2 separate regions of the Homo sapiens genome follow, and region 2 is linked to region 1. The links are chromatin loops, found by intact Hi-C in ENCODE. Cell type or tissue: CD4-positive, alpha-beta T cell. All regions are shown on one strand.

Region 1 (8,000 bases):
TACATTATTTATTTAACGGTGGTAAAATATATTTACTGTGAAATTTGCCATTTTAATCATTTTTTTTTTTAGTGTACAATCAGTGGCGCCAATTACATGCCCAGCACTGCACAACCACCACACTATTTCCCAATCTATTCTTACAGTCAAAATTTTTGAAGCAGCCATTCCACTTCCAAACTGATTTCGGAAAATTTTAAATACAAAAAGCAGAGTCTGCTATAGTATATATGCTCAATGGGGGCAAACACTCGTTCTTGGAGGAAAAAAATCTAAATCTGGTCCTCTAAATCTAACTTAACCTTACCTGTCAAAATCTTATTCCTTTATATTTAATGTCTCTTCCTAGAGAAAAATTAATTTAAAATTAAATTATACTTTTCTCTTTAGTGGTGTGATAATTTTTAAAAATTCAAAAGCAAGTGTTGTTACTCAAAATGTAATATGCTATCATAGACAATGCCTAACCTACAAAGCGGCTCTATCCCACTGAAACCCACACAAAGCTGTAAACTGCCCAGTTACCCCTCAAAAACTAATTTTATCAATAATGTTCACTAGAATAGGAAAAATTATCTTGTAATTTTAATATTTAAAGCAGAAAAGGCAAGTACACTGGCTAAAAAAGTGTTTTAAATTTATCCCAAATGCTGATAATTAAGAGAAAACAATTGCTTAGATTTCTGGCCAAGATCAAGTGTAGTATCGGTTCTTATCAGTGTAATATCGACAACAACAACAAAAAAGAATACAGAACACATGAACTAAGTAAAACCAGGAAAGGAGAAAGAAAATAAAGGTAAGCTCTTTAACTTCTTTAGTCCTAATTATCTTTAAGTCTCAATTCCTAATTATCTATCTTCTATCTCTTCTTCTTTCTCTCTCACCCTTAGATGTAAGCTCCATAAGCACAGCCACCTGCCTTTTTCATCACTGTATTCCCAGCACCAAGCACAGTTCCTACTTAATGGTAGACACTCAATTATTTGATGAACTGGAACAGGGACAAGAAAATAAAAAGAGAATGAAAGCAACAGGGAGAGGGGGAGTAAGCAATGTAAAATATTTCTGCAGACAGCTAGAAAAGAGAGTTCCAGGTTGGGCGTGGTAGCTCACGCCTGTAATCCCAGCACTTTGGGAGGCCAGGGCAGGCAGATCACGAGGTCAGGAGTTCGAGACCAGCTAAAAAATACAAAAATTAGCCAGGCATGGTGGTGTGCACCTGTAGTCCCAGCTACTCGGGAGGCTGAGGCAGGAGAATCACTTGAACCCAGGAGGTGGAGGTTGCAGTGAACTGAGATTGCATCACTGCACTCCAGCCTGGCCACAGAGCGAGACTCTGTCTCAAAAAATAAATAAATAAATAAATAAATAAATAAATAAATAAATAAATAAAATAAAGAAAAGAGAGTTCCTAGGCCAGATGCTGCAGTGGCTCACGCCTGTAATCCCAGTACTTTGGAAGGCAGAGGCAGGCAGATCACCTGAGGTCAGGAGTTCAAGACCAGCCTGGCCAACATGGTGAAACCCTGCTTCTTTCTTTTTTTTCTTTTTTTTTTGAGACGGACTCTTGCACTGTCACCCCAGGCTGGTGTGCAATGGCATGATCTCGGCTTGCTGCAACCTCTGCTTCCCGGGTTCCAGTGATTCTCCTGCCTCAGCCTCCCGAGTAGCTAGGATTACAGGCGCCCGCCACCATGCCAGTATAATTTTTTGTATTTTTAGTACAGATGAGGTTTCACTATGTTGGCCAGGCTGGTCTCGAATCCTGACCTCATGATCTGCCCAACTCAGCCTCCCAAAGTGCTGGGATTACAGGCGTGAGCCACTGCGCCCGGCCGTGAAACCCTGTTTCTACTAAAAATACAAAAAAACTAGCTGGGCATGGTCGTGGGCACCTGTAATCCCAGCTACTCAGGAGGCTGAGACAGGAGAATCTCTTGAACCCGGGAGGCAGAGGTTGCAGTGAGCCAAGATTGCACCTTTGCATTCCAGCCTGGGGGACAACAGCGAGACTCCATCTCAAAAAAAAAAAAAACCCAAAACACAAACTGAAGAGAGTTCCCTGTAGGTGTGAAAGAGAAATTATCTGAATGAATATATTAATATGCAGGAAGTGATACAGAAGAGATGAAAAAGATGGCAAAGATGACTCTGGGTTGTTCAGAGCACTGTGGGAGCGAACAGGTGATATCACTAACCGAAGAGGGCTCATTGTTGTCTTTTCCCCGCTTTTCTCTCCCTTTTAAGGGGAGGAAAGGGAAAGGAGAATGCTCCCATGGACATCTGTATATAGGAGTAAATAACCAAGTCCATATGTTTAATTAAAGAAATACTTACACAGGCATATTCTAGTATCAGACCTCTATAAAACGCCAGGCTTCTATGCTCATCATGTATATTCCATAGGTATTTAAAACTTGAGCAGGGCCAGGTCCGGTGGTTCACACCTGTAATCCCAATGCTTTGGGAGGCTGAGGAAGGAGGATAGCTGGAAGCCAGAAGTTTAACATCAGCCTGGGAAATAGTGAGACCCTGTTTCTTTGTTTGTTTGTTTGTTTAAACACAGAGTCTTGCTCTGTTGTCTAGGCTGAAGTGCAGTGGCACGATCGGGGCTCACTGACTGCAGCCTCAAACTCCTAGGCTCAAGCAATCCTCCTACTCAGCTTTCTCATGTAACTGGGACCACAGGCATGTCCCACCATGCTTGACTAATTTTTAAATTTTTCTGTAGAGTCCAGGTTTCCTTACTATTGCCCAGGCTAGTCTTGATCTCCTGGACTCAAGTGATCCTCTGGGCTCAGCCTTCCAAAGTGCTGGGATTAACACTCAAAAAAGACGCTGGGCATGGTAGCATGTGCTTGTAGTCCTCCTTAGCTACTTGGGTTGCTGAGGGAGGAGGACTGCTGGAGCCCAGGACTTCAAGGCTGTAGTGAGTGATTGCACCAACTGCACTTCAGCCTGGGTGCCAAAGTGAGACCCTGTATCACTAAAAACAAACAAACAAAAACGGGGAAAAAACCTTCAACAGCATATTAGAAGATTCCTTTATGATTCAAAACCATAATTTTAGGTGTTACAACATCAGTTAGATGTTTCTTTTATAGAAAATTCTGCAGAACTATAAACTTATACTGTAAGAACTCCATTTCTTTGTGAAATTTATATTTTGTCTTTACTCCTTGCTAATAAGTGATCAGCTCATACCTTTTTTCAGTTAACATTCATTTGACAAGCAGAGGTACCTAGATGAGTAGCATACTATGTCATCTTATAGTTTCCTGAGATTTTGTCATAAAGCAGAACGAAATGAGCTCATTATAGTTTCTAGTTATTTCAATAAATTAGAAAATGTATATGATGTACTTTATATATCATAAAGCAATACCCAAGCCAAAGTTATCACTATTCACCAGCAGATGGTGATCATGTCTTACTTAAAGAAAAATTCTGACACCTTATTTGAGGGCTAGCCAGCCAATTGCTAAAAATGATCAATAAGCAAACTAGAGTATCTGAATAAAATGTTGGTGATTTTTAAGTACAATCAAATGGAACACCAGCAAACACAAGCAATAAAAAACAAGTTTAGAAGTCTGAAGACTTCTAAAGGAACTGTTTTCTCTATGTGAACATTTGCAAACTGGTAATTAAATAAAAAGGTAACAATGAATGTGTTTCTGGCAATCCTATATAGATTATTAAACCACTCATTCCACACTGAACTTCTTGAACTACAAATAGAAAAACTTCTACCCAGCAAAATGGTGACACTAAACCATTTTTTAAAAAAACAAACAAAAGGACAGACTAGTACAATAAAACCTCATGACCTCATCACCTCACTTAAACAATTATAAATAAATGAACAAGACTTTTTTTCTTCTCCAATGGATCATTTTAAAGCAAATTCTAGATATCATTATTTCATCCATAAATACTTCAGTGTGTATCTCTAAAAGATAAAATTGCCATAATACCATTATTACCTCTTTGAAAATAACCATAATACCATTATGATATTAACTATAATTATTTTTAAATAACCATATCATTATTACCACATTTTCAAAATTAGTAATCCCCGCCAGGCGAGGTGGCTCAGGCCTGTAATCCCAGCACTTTTGGAGGCTGCAGCGGGTGGATCCCCTGAGGTCAGGAGTTTGAGACCAGCCTGGTCAACATGGTGAAACCCTGTCGCTAATAAAAATATAAGAAATTAGCCAGGCGTGGTGGCGGGCGCCTGTAGTCTCAGCTACTTGGGAGGCTGAGGAAGGAGAATCGCTTGAACCTGGAAGGTGGAGGTTGTGGTGAGCCAAGATGGCACCATTGCACTCCAGCCTGGGCAACAAGAGCGAAACTCCGTCTCAAAATAAATAAAAAAATAAATAAATAAAGTAATACTTCCTTTTAAAGGTTCAGGAAAGCTGAGACCTTAATGACATTTTTAAAAGAGTTCCACCAAAAGAACTGAGTTGTGCTGAGTGAGGTGGCACACACCTGTAATCCTAGCTACTCGAGAGACTCAGACAGGAGGACTGCATCAACCCAGGAGTTCAAGACCAGTCTGGGCCACATAACAAGACCCTGTCTCAAACAAACAAACAAATGAACGAACAAACAAGCAAGCAAAATTATTCCATTGTATTGAAAAATTAACATCCTTACTACTCTTCATTGTTGGCAAAGAAGCATCATTATCTCAATACCTAGTTCTTATGTGCATAAAATCTAACCTAACAGAAAATAAGACAAACAGTATCTTAAACTTCAGGTATGGTGGCTCATGCCTGTAATCCCAGCAGGCTGAGGCATAAGGATGGCTTGAGACCAAGAGTTTGAGAGCAGCCTAGGCAATACAGGCAGATCCTGTCTTGGGAAGGGGAGGGGAGGAGGGGGAGAGGATGGGGAGGGGAGTGGAGGGGGGAGGGAAGGGGGAATGGAGGGGGAGTGGAGGGGAGGGGTGGGGGAGGGAAGGGGAGAGGATGGGGAGGGGAGGGGGTGGGGGAGGGAAGGGGAGAGCATGGGGGAGGGAAGGGGAGAGGATGGGGGAGGGGAGGGGAAAAAATACCTTCAGGCTTTAGAGAAAAACAATGTTCCTAGCGGTGTTTTACTAAGACTGGGTCCCTTGAAAACTCATAAAACATGAAATTAACAAGTATTTTCATTTATATGTGACACTGAACAAATCTTTTACACTGCTGTTGGTCTCAAACAATAATAATATAAGGTTATCAAACATGTGGAAACTTTTTTTAATCAACTATTACCATGTTAAGAGCATGATAAAGTCCCCTCTAACATATGCTCCCTCTTCTCTCTTTCTGAAAAAAGTTCTTGGCAAACTCTTGCACTCAAGTGATCTTCCTACCTCAGCCTACCAATTAGCTTGGACTATAGGCACACCACCACACTCAGCTAATTTTTAACAATTTTTAGCAGAGATGAGTCTCACTATGTTGCCCAGGACTAAATGGACTCTTCAGTCTTTGTCTTAATTTGGGAACATGTGACACTGTTGATCATATCTTCCTTCTTGAAACGTGGACATTCTGTGACATCACTTTTCTGATTTATCTTCTCTCTCTGTCCTTTTTTGGATTCCTTTGCAAGCCCTCTGTTTCTGGTCTATCCCTGAAAGCTAGTTATTTCCATTTTAGAATTTTCATTTCTTTAGTCCCTAAGTTATGTGATCCACCCTTTTGTTTCAATTTATCTTTTCATTCATTCATTTTTTGGAGACAGAGTCTCACTCTGTTGACCAGGCTGGAGTGCAGTGGTACTATCTCAGCTCACTGCAGCATCCACCTCCCAGGTTCAAGCGATCTCATGTCTGAGCCTCCCAAGTAGCTGGGATTACAGACATGCACCACCATGCCCAGCTAATTTTTGTATTTTTCGTAGAGACACGGTTTCACCATGTTGGCCAGGCTGGTCTCAAACTCCTGACCTCAGGTGATCCACCCACTTAGGCCTCCCAAAGGCCATTTATTTATTTTTAGAGACAGAGTCTCACTCTGTTACTCAGGCTGGAGTGAAGTGGTGTGATCATAGCTCACTGCAGCCTTCAACTCCTGAGCTCAAGCGATCCTACTGCCTTAGCCTCCCTAGTAGCTAGGACTATAGGCACACCACTATGCCTTGCTATTTCTAAAAAAAATTTTTTTTTTTTTTTGAGATGGAGTTTCACTCTTGTTGCCCAGGCTGGAGTGCAATGGCGCGATCTTGGCTCACTGCAACCTCCGCCTCCTGGGTTCAAGCCATTCTCCTGCCTCAGCCTCCCAAGTAGCTGGGATTACAGGCATGCGCCACCACGCCTGGCTAATTTTGTAGTTTTAGTAGAGATGGGGTTTCTCCATGTTGGTCAGGCTGGTCTCGAACTCTTGACCTCAGGTGATCTGCCCACCTCAGCCTGGGATTACAGGTGTGAACCACCACACCTGGCCTCTTAAAATTCTTTCTAGACACGGGCTGCTTAAATATACTATTGTCTTGCTGTGCTGGTTAAAGATTTGTTCAGGTAACAGAAAACCTTACTAGAGTGGCTTTACAAATAAAAGGTTAGTTTTTCTCATGTAATGAGAAGTCCAGAGTAATGAGTTGCCAGTTTTTGTTTACTGGCTCAACAAATCTGTCATACTGAACTTCTTGGAGTTCCCAAACATACCATGCTATTTCTAGCCTCTAGGGCTTAGCATGTACAGTTCCCTCTATTCTCACTCCATCCCCTCCCATCATGGGGTTCAATTTAGATGTTGCTTCCTTTGGAAATCATCTTTTTATCCCACTTAATCCAGACTAAGTGCCAATGCTGGGTGTTCCCAAATGATCCTAACTTGTACTTATGCATCACATTGTATCATAAATGCCTGTTTACTTAGCTCTATCCCACATTAAACAGGCCTATATCTTCAGCACCTAGGACAGTGGCTAGCACATACCATGCATTCCATAAAGACTTGTTCAATTCAATGGGTTTGGTCTTTAAAAAAACCAAGTAACTTTTTGATAAACATCAACTTCTAACCCAAGTAACTAACTGATTAGCAAACAATAATACATGTTTCTTGCTCATACTTAAAGAACCAAACAGAAAAAAGGAACAAATTTCTAAATCCATTAAGGAAACATGTAAAATAAAATATCTGTCTTCAGGATGTGCAATCAACCATTCCATGCCATCAACTTACAGGTGGACAAGCATAAACTGGCTTTTATGAAAACTGAAGTTTTAGGAAGTTTAGTGAGCTTGCTAATTAATAGATGACAAAAGGCAGGCTACCTAAGATAATAAAAAACAAAACAGAAGAGAGACTATGGGCCGGGTGCTGTGGCTCACACCTGTAATCCCAGCACTTTGGGAAGCCAAGGTGGGCGAATCACTGGAGGTCAGGAGTTTGAGACAAGCCTGGCCAACATGGTGAAACCTGTCTCTACTAAAAATACAAAAATTAGCCGCGTGTGGTGGCACATGCTGGTAGTCCCTGCTACTCGGGAGGCTGAAGCAGGAGAATGGCTTGAACCCAGGAAGCAGAAGTTGCAGTGAGCCAAGATCATGCCACTGCACTACAGCCTGGGTGACAGAGCGAGACTCCGTCTCAAAAAAAAAAAAAAAAAGAGACTATGACTAAATAAATGGTTCTCCCATGCTCCACTTTGCAGTCAGTCACCCCACTTCTGGCCTCAGGAAACCATTGATCTGTTTTCCATACTACAGATTTGCCTTTTGTAGAGTTTCATATAATACGAACTCTTTTTGTCTGGCTTTTTTGCTTCACATGATGTTTCTGAGATACACATTTTTTAACGTCAGTGTCCCTTTGTATGAATTTATAAAAATTTGGTCATCCAATCATTGGCTGATGAATGTTTGAATTGTCTTTTTTTTTTGAGAGAGAGAGAATCTCACTCTGTCACACAGGCTGGAGTGCAGTGGCTCGATTTCGGCTCATTGCAACCTTCACCTCCTGGGTTCATACAATTCTCCTGCCTCAGCCCCG
Region 2 (8,000 bases), 270 kb after region 1:
GCTATTTCACTCTATTAAATCTTGCAACTGCACTCTTCTGGTCCATGTTTGTTACGGCTCGAGCTGAGCTTTCGCTCACCATCCACCACTGCTGTTTGCCACTGACTCCCATCCCTCCGGATCTGGCAGGGTGTCCTCTGTGCTCCTGATCCAGCGAGACTCCCGTTGCCACTCCCAATCGTGCTAAAGGCTTGCCATTGTTCCTGCACAGCTAAGTGCCTTGGTTCATCCTAATCGAGCTGAACACTAGTCACTGGGTTCCACGGTTCTCTTCCGTGACCCACGGCTTCTACTAGAGCTATAACACTCACCGCATGGCCCAAGATTCCATTCCTTGGAATCCGTGAGGCCAAGAAAGGCTTGCCACCATCTTGGAAGTGGCCTGCCACCATCTTGGAAGTAGCTCGCCACCATCTTGGGAGCTCTGTGAGCAAGGACCCCTGGTAAAAAAAACCACCTTCACAAAATTATCACAGTGAGAGGAATCTGACATGGCTGACTCCATCTTGCTTCTGGTGTCACAGGCTGACTGTCTTTGCTCATTCCTGGGCATATGCCAAGCTAACTTTGGGAGAAATTTCGTTCATAGTTTAAATGATAATGGCTGGACACGGTGGCTTACTCCTGTAATCCCAGCACTTTGGGAGGCCAAGCGGGATGGATCACTTGAGGTCAGGAATTCCAGATCAGCCTTGTCAACATGGTGAAAACCCATCTCTATTAAAAATACAAGAATTAGCCAGGCGTGGTGGCGCATGTCTATAGTCCCAGCTACTCAGGAGCCTGAGGCACGAGAATTGCTTGAACCTGGGAGGCGGAGGTTGCAGTGAGCCAAGATCCCACCGCTACACTGCAGCCTAGGCAACAGAGTGAGACTATCTCAAAAAGAAAAAAAAAAATAGAAGAAAGAGAAAAGAAAAATCCCTAACCTATGCGCTTTGAACGAGATTGATTTGAGTAATAACTCCATCTCCTACGTGGCATGGCCACCTTCGTGTTGAAGCAGCATCATTGTCTGGGGTAAATATCTGAGGTTCATTGCCTCATGCCAAGGAAATCAAGGACACGGACTCACACAAGGAGTGAGTTTAAGAGAGAAGTTTAATAGGCAAGAGAAAGGGAAAAGTTCTCTCTCCTGCAGAGAGAAAGGCTCCCGAGTGGGTCTTCTGGTTCTGTGGTGAAATGCATGGGGTTTTCTAGACGAGTTTGAGGAGGTGGTGTCTGATTTACATAGGGCACAAAAGATTGGTCAGACCCGGTGTGCCATTTATATAGCTTGCGAAGAAGCTGGCCACCCCACCCTAATTTTTCATTATGCAAATGATTTCCCTACCTGGCCGGTGCCATGTTGCCTGCTTCTTTACTGCACACATGGTTGACAAAGACAAGGGAAGAGGGGCTGGGCACCGTGGCTCACACCTGTAATCCCTGCCTTGGCCTCCCAAAGTGCTGGGATTACAAGTGATCCACCTGCCTTGGCCTCCCAAAGTGCTGGGATTACAGGAGTGAGCCACCGCACTTGGCCTCTGTTACACTTTTAAATGCACACACCCTATGTTCCAGCAGCCCAACCCCTGGCATTTTCTTCTACCAAAATACTCTCATGTGTACTATGTAGTAAGATATTTGTTGCAATGTTGCTTGTATTATCCACAAAATAGGAATATACTCAATATCCATTCATTAGAATGGTTAGATAAAATGATGATGTCTCTTGCTATGGAATAACTGTCATCGCTAAAAAAGAATGAGGTATTCAGATAAACCAAAAGTAGGTTAGTAGTGCTAGGATGACAGGTGTGAGCCACTGCACCCAGCCTGTGTGTGCTTTTCGTATGAAACAATTAAACATACTCAATAAAACAAATACCATCCTTGCTTGCAAAGAGCTCAGAATCAAGTGAGGGGATAGACTGAGACAGAGGGAATGCCAACAGAATCCTTCGTGACAGGGCTGGCACAAGCACAGTGGAGGGGCCCCCTGAACCAGCTCGTGGGGTGTCAGGGAAGGCCTCCTGGAGCAGGTGACATTTTGACTCGGGTCTTCTAAGACCAAAAGGTGTTGGTCAAGTGGAGAAGCAGGGGCAGGATTCTTCTGGTGGAAGGTGAGGCAAAGTGGTGCAGCCCACATGCAGCTGACAGAGAAGGAAGGGTTTCACTCAGGGAACTGATGGCAGCTTTGTCTTGGGTGGATCCTCTGAGGAAGTCTCTTCTGGCTCGAGGTGACAGACACCCTGAATAGCTCTTAGGGAAAGTCTGGAAACTAATACAATGTAAATGAAGACTTTCCAGTAGGCTCAGAATTTCAGCTGAGGCCCCAAAGGCAGAAACAAGGCCAGAGTTGCTGATCCTAAAGTGAAGCTGGACCACCCACCTAGGATTCCCCAGAAGGGAGAACAGAGTTAAAACCCACCTCTTCACCTACTTCCTGACCACAAAGAGAGGCGACATCCCCAGAAGCTGGAGGGGAAATTTCTCTGGACAGAGTTGTCAACGTGCTCCCTCAGCCTGTTCCCCAGCCCACACCCCAAAACAGGGAGTAGAGGGCGCTGCTCTCCCTCACCTCTAACCAGGTGAGCGAGGCTTTAGGAGAACTATCTGGGGAGTCTTGGAGGTGGAGACTCTGGGGTCTGGAATCTGCCTGGCACCTAGCAGGGTGTGGAGGGGCTGCTAGGAAGGGGCTGCACTGCCAGCTGTGTGCTTCCTGTGACCCACATGTGGACCCCGCAGAAAAATCTTCCTGAAAAGGACCTGGTGGAAGAGAGCTTCTATCTAGGGGTGAGGGGACTCCGGCAGAATGAGACTGGAGGTGTGAGGAGGGTTGTAGTAGCTGAGGGGCAGTAAGTGAGTATAACCCCCAGTAGGTTCTTCCGCCCACTGCACAGACAAAACCAATTCACTGAGACCACGCAGCATTGTAATAAAGATATAGTTTAATTGCCACAAGGCCAGCCATGCCGCACAGGAGACGGAGTTATTTCTCAAATTGTTAGCAGTAGTGAATCTGTACGGGTCTGTAGTAACCTCCATTCTTGCCTCCTCAGAGGAAAGAATTAGTCGGAGGGGCATAAGGCAGAGGGAGTGACCAAGGCAAGTTTTAGAGCAGGAGTGAAAGTTTATTAAAAAGTTTTAGAGCAGGAACAAAAGGAAGTAAAGTACACTTGGAAGAGGACCAAGCAGGTGACTTGAGAGATCCTTGTCCGGTTTGACATTGGACTTGGAGCTTTACACCTTGGCATGCTTCCGGGGTTTTGCGCCTCCCCTCCCTTGATATTTCCTTGGTGTGGGCTGTCCACATGCACAGTGGCCTGCCAGCACTTGGGAGGGGCCCGCATGTGTAGTATGTTTACTGAAATTGTTCACATGCTCATTTCAGGCATTTTTCTCTTACCAGTCAAGTGTTCCTAGAGGAAGGTCACACACAAGTTAAGCTGTGCCATTTTGCCTCGTAGGTGTGAATGCTCAAGCCCACTCACCCAACTCCTGAGATCTTTTTTTGAGACAGGGTCTCACTTTGTCACCCAGGCTGGAGGGCAATGGCACAAACACAGCCCACTGCAGCCTTGACCTCCCAGGCTCAAGCAATCCTCTTGCCTCCGCCCTCAAGTAGCTGGGACTACCAACACATGTCACCACGCCCAGCTAATTTTTTTGTATTTTTTGTAGAGACAAGGTTTGCCATGTTGCCCAGAGTGGTCTTGAACTCCTGAGCTCAAGCAATTGCCTGCCTTGGCCTCCCAAAGTACCAGTCTTAGGTTCTACGATAGTGATGTTATCTGCAGGAGTAATTGGGGAAGTTGCATATCTTCCCTCTGCCTCTGGAATAATGGTTGGCAATCGTTTATGTCTGCACCTTAGCAGAACTCAGGCTCAACATCCTCCTGACCTGGTTGGTCTTTCATTAGCTTTACAAAGGCAGTTGAGTTTTGGAGAAGGGCTGCTATCATTTAAACTATAAACTAAATGTCTTCCAAAGTTAGCTTGGCCTAAACCCAGGAGTGACCAAAGGCAGTTTGGAGGTTAAAGGCAAGATGAGGGTTGGTTAGATCAGATGTCTTTTGCGGCCCTAATTTTCTCACTGTTATAGTTTTTTCAAAGGCAGTTTCATAAGCAGCCCTGGGGGAGACAGCCCCTCTTTATAAGGGTACTACTGAGGAGAGATGTGAGGGTTTTCATAACGCCCGTCAAAGTGCTCCCAAAAGCCCAGAGTACTCAGGTCCTCCTCAGACGTTGCTGCCCCTACCGCTTCTCCCCCACCCCACCCAGGAAGAGTCCGAGGCAGCCTGTGTAGGGGCAGGAGGAGCAGAAGAGCTGGGTGAGGACGCAGGGAGGCTGCCGGTCCTCTCCCCAGTCAGCAGGTGTCCCAGTTAGAGGCAGCCTCAGGAGGGGAGCGTTTGCCAGAATAATGGCCTGCACTTAGACACAAGCTGGAATTACCTGACAGTAAACCGGGGAGGACTCCGAGAAAAGCGAGTGATCTGCCGAGATTTCCCCCAGAAACAGCAAAAAAGGAGTCCACAGAATCAGTTCGCAAGGGCAGGAGCAGGAAAGAAAGAGATCGGCTCAGTGCTTTTCCCTGCTAAGTCAAGCCCCTTTAGTAAACCAGCTACAGAACATCGACGCTGTCTATGTGGTGAGGGTGTCTTGGAAAGATGAGAGGATTTGACAATTGTGAGCCGGAAAGCTCGCGTGTTGGCGGGAGGCCAGGGTCCCCGCCACTCCAGGCCTGGGCCTGCCCGGCAGCGCCCTCTGCTGGCCGGAGCCGCGACGGCGGGGGCCCCGCCTGAACCGGAGCCCTGAGCCTGGGGCTGGGAGTCCAACCTTCCCAGAGTTTGCAGTTCTTTGGGGACAGGCATACATGCATGGATTGAGCCACCCACGATAAGAGGCGCACCTTGCAATGAGAGGAGAGCCTATCCTAAAGGGGAAGGGGGCTGATCTGGCGAAAATGTCAGCGCGGGGGCTGAGGCTGGACTTAAGGGGGCGAGGTTAGGAAGAGGTGAGCAAAGATTTGGAAGTTATGGTGGAGTTTGGGAGAGAGTGCAGGCATGCTGGAGAATCATCAGTATATATGTATGTATGTATCTTGCTATTTCATGCCTCTGAACTTTTGCTGAGGCTTGCATTTATTCCTAGAAAACATTTCTCACTTTTCCTTTTCTGTTGTTATAAGTACTTAATCTATTCAAAAATATTAGATGATGAATATATAAATATTCATGTAGCCATTACTAAGCTTGGGAAATAAGACCTAATGAATATAAAGTACTCATGTACGCTTCCTTTTTTCCCCTCCCTCCACCCAGATGGCTCCTTCAATTTGCTTTTTCATTCCAACGTTTAAGTTTGTGTTTACTACCTGTGTAGGTATAAAGAATATACAGATACATGAAATCATAATTTTGGGGGTTTTTTTGAGACAGCGCATTGCTCTGTAGCCCAGGCTGGAGTGCTGTGGCAATGATCACGGCTAACTGCAGCCTTGACCTCCTGGGCACAAGCAATCCTCCTGCCTCAGCCTCTTGAGTAGCTGGGACCATAGGCGCATGCCACCACACCCAGCTAACTTAAATTTTTTGTAGAGATGGGGTCTCTTTATGCTGCCCAGGTTGCAAAAATATTTTTTAGTAGAGATGGGGCCTCTCACTATGTCACCCATCTTGGTGTCAGACTCGTGGCCTCAAGCAATCCTCCTACCCAGGCCTCCCAAAGTGCTAGGATTACAGCCCACCATACCCAGCCAGAAAAATTTTAATAGGTATATATTTTATTAAATATACTATATCCTGGCCAGGCACGGTGGCTCATGGCTGTAATCCTAGCACTTTTGGAGGCTGAGGTAGGGGCATCACTTGAGGCCAGGAGTTCAAGACCAGCCTGGACAATGTGACGAAACTTATATTTCTTTTTTTTTTTTTTTTTTTGAGACAGAGTCTCGCTCTGTTGCCCAGGCTGGAGTGCAGTGGCACAATCTCAGCTCACTGCAAGCTCCGCCTCCTGGGTTCACGCCATTCTCCTGCCTCAACCTCCCGAGTAGCTAAGACTACAGGCGCCTGCCACCACACCTGGCTAATTTTTTGTATTTTTAGTAGAGACGGGGTTTCACGATGTTAGCCAGGATGGTCTCGATCTTCTGACCTCATGATCCACCTGCCTCGGCCTCCCAAAGTGCTGGGATTACAGGCGTGAGCCACTGTGCCCAGCCAAATTATATTTCTTGTCTCTACAAGAAATAAAAAAATTAGCTGGACTTGGTGGCACATGCCGGTAGTCCCAGCTACTCGGGAAGGCTGAGGTGGGAGAATCCTTTGAGCCTGGGAAGTTGAGGCTACAGCAAGCCGTGATTATGCCACTGTACTCCAGCCTGGGTGACAGAGTGAGATCTTGACTCAAAAAAAACAAAACAGGCCAGGTGCAGTGGCTCATGACTATAATCCCAACACTTTGGGAGGCCGAGGCAGGCAGATCACCTGAGGTCAGGAGTTCCAGACCAGCCTGACCAACATGGTGAAACCCCGTCTCTACTAAAAATACAAAAATTAGCTGGGTGTGATGGCTCACGCCTGTAATCCTAGCTACTCGGGAGGCTGAGGCAGGAGAATCACTTGAACCTAGGAGGCAGAGGTTGCAGTGAGCTGAGATTGCACCACTGCACTCCAGCCTGGGCGACAGAGTGAGACTCCGTTTCAAAACCAAAAACAAACAAAAAAATAAAATAATAAAATAAAAACAAAACAAAAATACAAGGCACCAAAGCAATGTAACAGGCGCCTGCAGTCTGAGCTAATGAGGAAGCTGAAGTGGGAGGATGGTTTGAGCCTTGGAGCTCGAGACCGGCCTAGGCAACATCGCGAGACTTCATCTCAAAAAAGAAAGAAAAAAAATACCATGGCATATAAAAACAAAATTGAAAGGGATGAGTGTAATAGGCACAATAATGGCCCCCAAAGATGCCACCTTCCTAATTCCTGAACCTGTAAATGTTAGGTTACATGGCAAAGGGAAATTAAGGGGGCAGATGGAGTTAAGATTGCTAATCAGCTGACCTTAAGATGGAAAGATTATCCTGAATTATCCAGCAGTACCCAATGTAACTGGAAGAGGGAGAACCAGAGAGGCAGCATGAAAAGGTGTTCCTGGCTTTGAACACAGAGGAAAAGATTACAAGCCAAAGAGTGCGGGCAGCCTCTAGGAGCCAGAAAAGACAAGGAACGAATTCTCCCCAGAGCCTCCAGAAAGGAGGGCAGCCCTGCTGACCCCTTGATTTTACGCTGGTGAGACCCATGTTGGACTTCTGACCTCCAGGATTATAAGGTAATAAGTGTCTGTTGCTTTAAGCCCCTAGGTTTGTGTTCATCTGTTACAACAGCAATACAAAATTAATACAAGGAGCGTGACCGGCAGCGAATCCGTATGGGTCTGCCGCAACCTCAGTTCTTGCCTCCTCAGCAGAAAGAATTCGACTGAGGCACATAAGGCAGAAGGAGAAACCGAGACAAGTCTTAGAGCAGGAGTGAAAGTTTATTAAAAGCTTTAGAGCAGGAAAGGAAAGAAAGTACACTTGGGGCTGAGTGTGGTTGCTCACGCCTGTAATCCCAGCACTTTGGGAGGCTGAAGCGGGTAGATCACGTGAGGTTAGGAGTTCAAGACCAACCTGGCCAACATAGTGAAACCCAGTCTCTAATAAAAACACAAAAATCAACCGGGTGTGGTGGCATGTGCCTGTAATCCCAGCTACTCGGGAGGCTGAGGCAGGATAATCGCCTGAACCTAGGAGGCAGAGGTTGCAGTGAGCCGAGATCGTGCCACTGTACTCCAGCCTGGGTGACAGAGCGAAACTCTGTTGCAAAAAAAAAAAAAAAAAAAAAAGAAAGTACACTTGGAAGAGGGTCAAGCCAATGACTTGAAAGCCAAGCCAAGTGCACTGTTTAACCTTTTGACTTGGGGATTTATACATTGGCAAACTTCTGGGGTCTTGTGTCCCTTCTCCCCCTATTCTT

The links. A loop is a pair of places that touch in the nucleus more often than their neighbours do. Peaks named below come from ENCODE experiments on the same cell type or tissue, not always from the same donor. Only the 100,000 strongest peaks of a DNase experiment are listed, where the experiment ranks them.
Region 2: it touches region 1 in a loop (22-fold over the local background); 22 of 110 quality-filtered maps call a loop at or near these places.

Annotation. Positions count from the first base shown.
Region 1 is chr11:77,773,225-77,781,224 of GRCh38, forward strand. All of the region lies in intron 1 of RSF1 (remodeling and spacing factor 1), which reads right to left. It also overlaps the pseudogene LOC124902804. Among named protein-coding and RNA genes, the nearest start is that of RSF1-IT1, 38 kb to the left of the region's middle. RefSeq lists a silencer at 6,816-7,016. In CD4-positive, alpha-beta T cell, no CTCF peak of the experiment used is centred here; a DNase peak (open chromatin) is centred at 3,437.
Region 2 is chr11:78,041,624-78,049,623 of GRCh38, forward strand. The region is part of intron 1 of NDUFC2-KCTD14 (NDUFC2-KCTD14 readthrough); the gene reads right to left. It also overlaps a transcript of KCTD14 not described here. Among named protein-coding and RNA genes, the nearest start is that of THRSP, 18 kb to the right of the region's middle. RefSeq lists a silencer at 4,616-4,855. In CD4-positive, alpha-beta T cell, CTCF peaks have their summits at 4,768 (motif pointing left) and 4,969; a DNase peak (open chromatin) is centred at 4,718; H3K4me3 peaks cover 372 bases.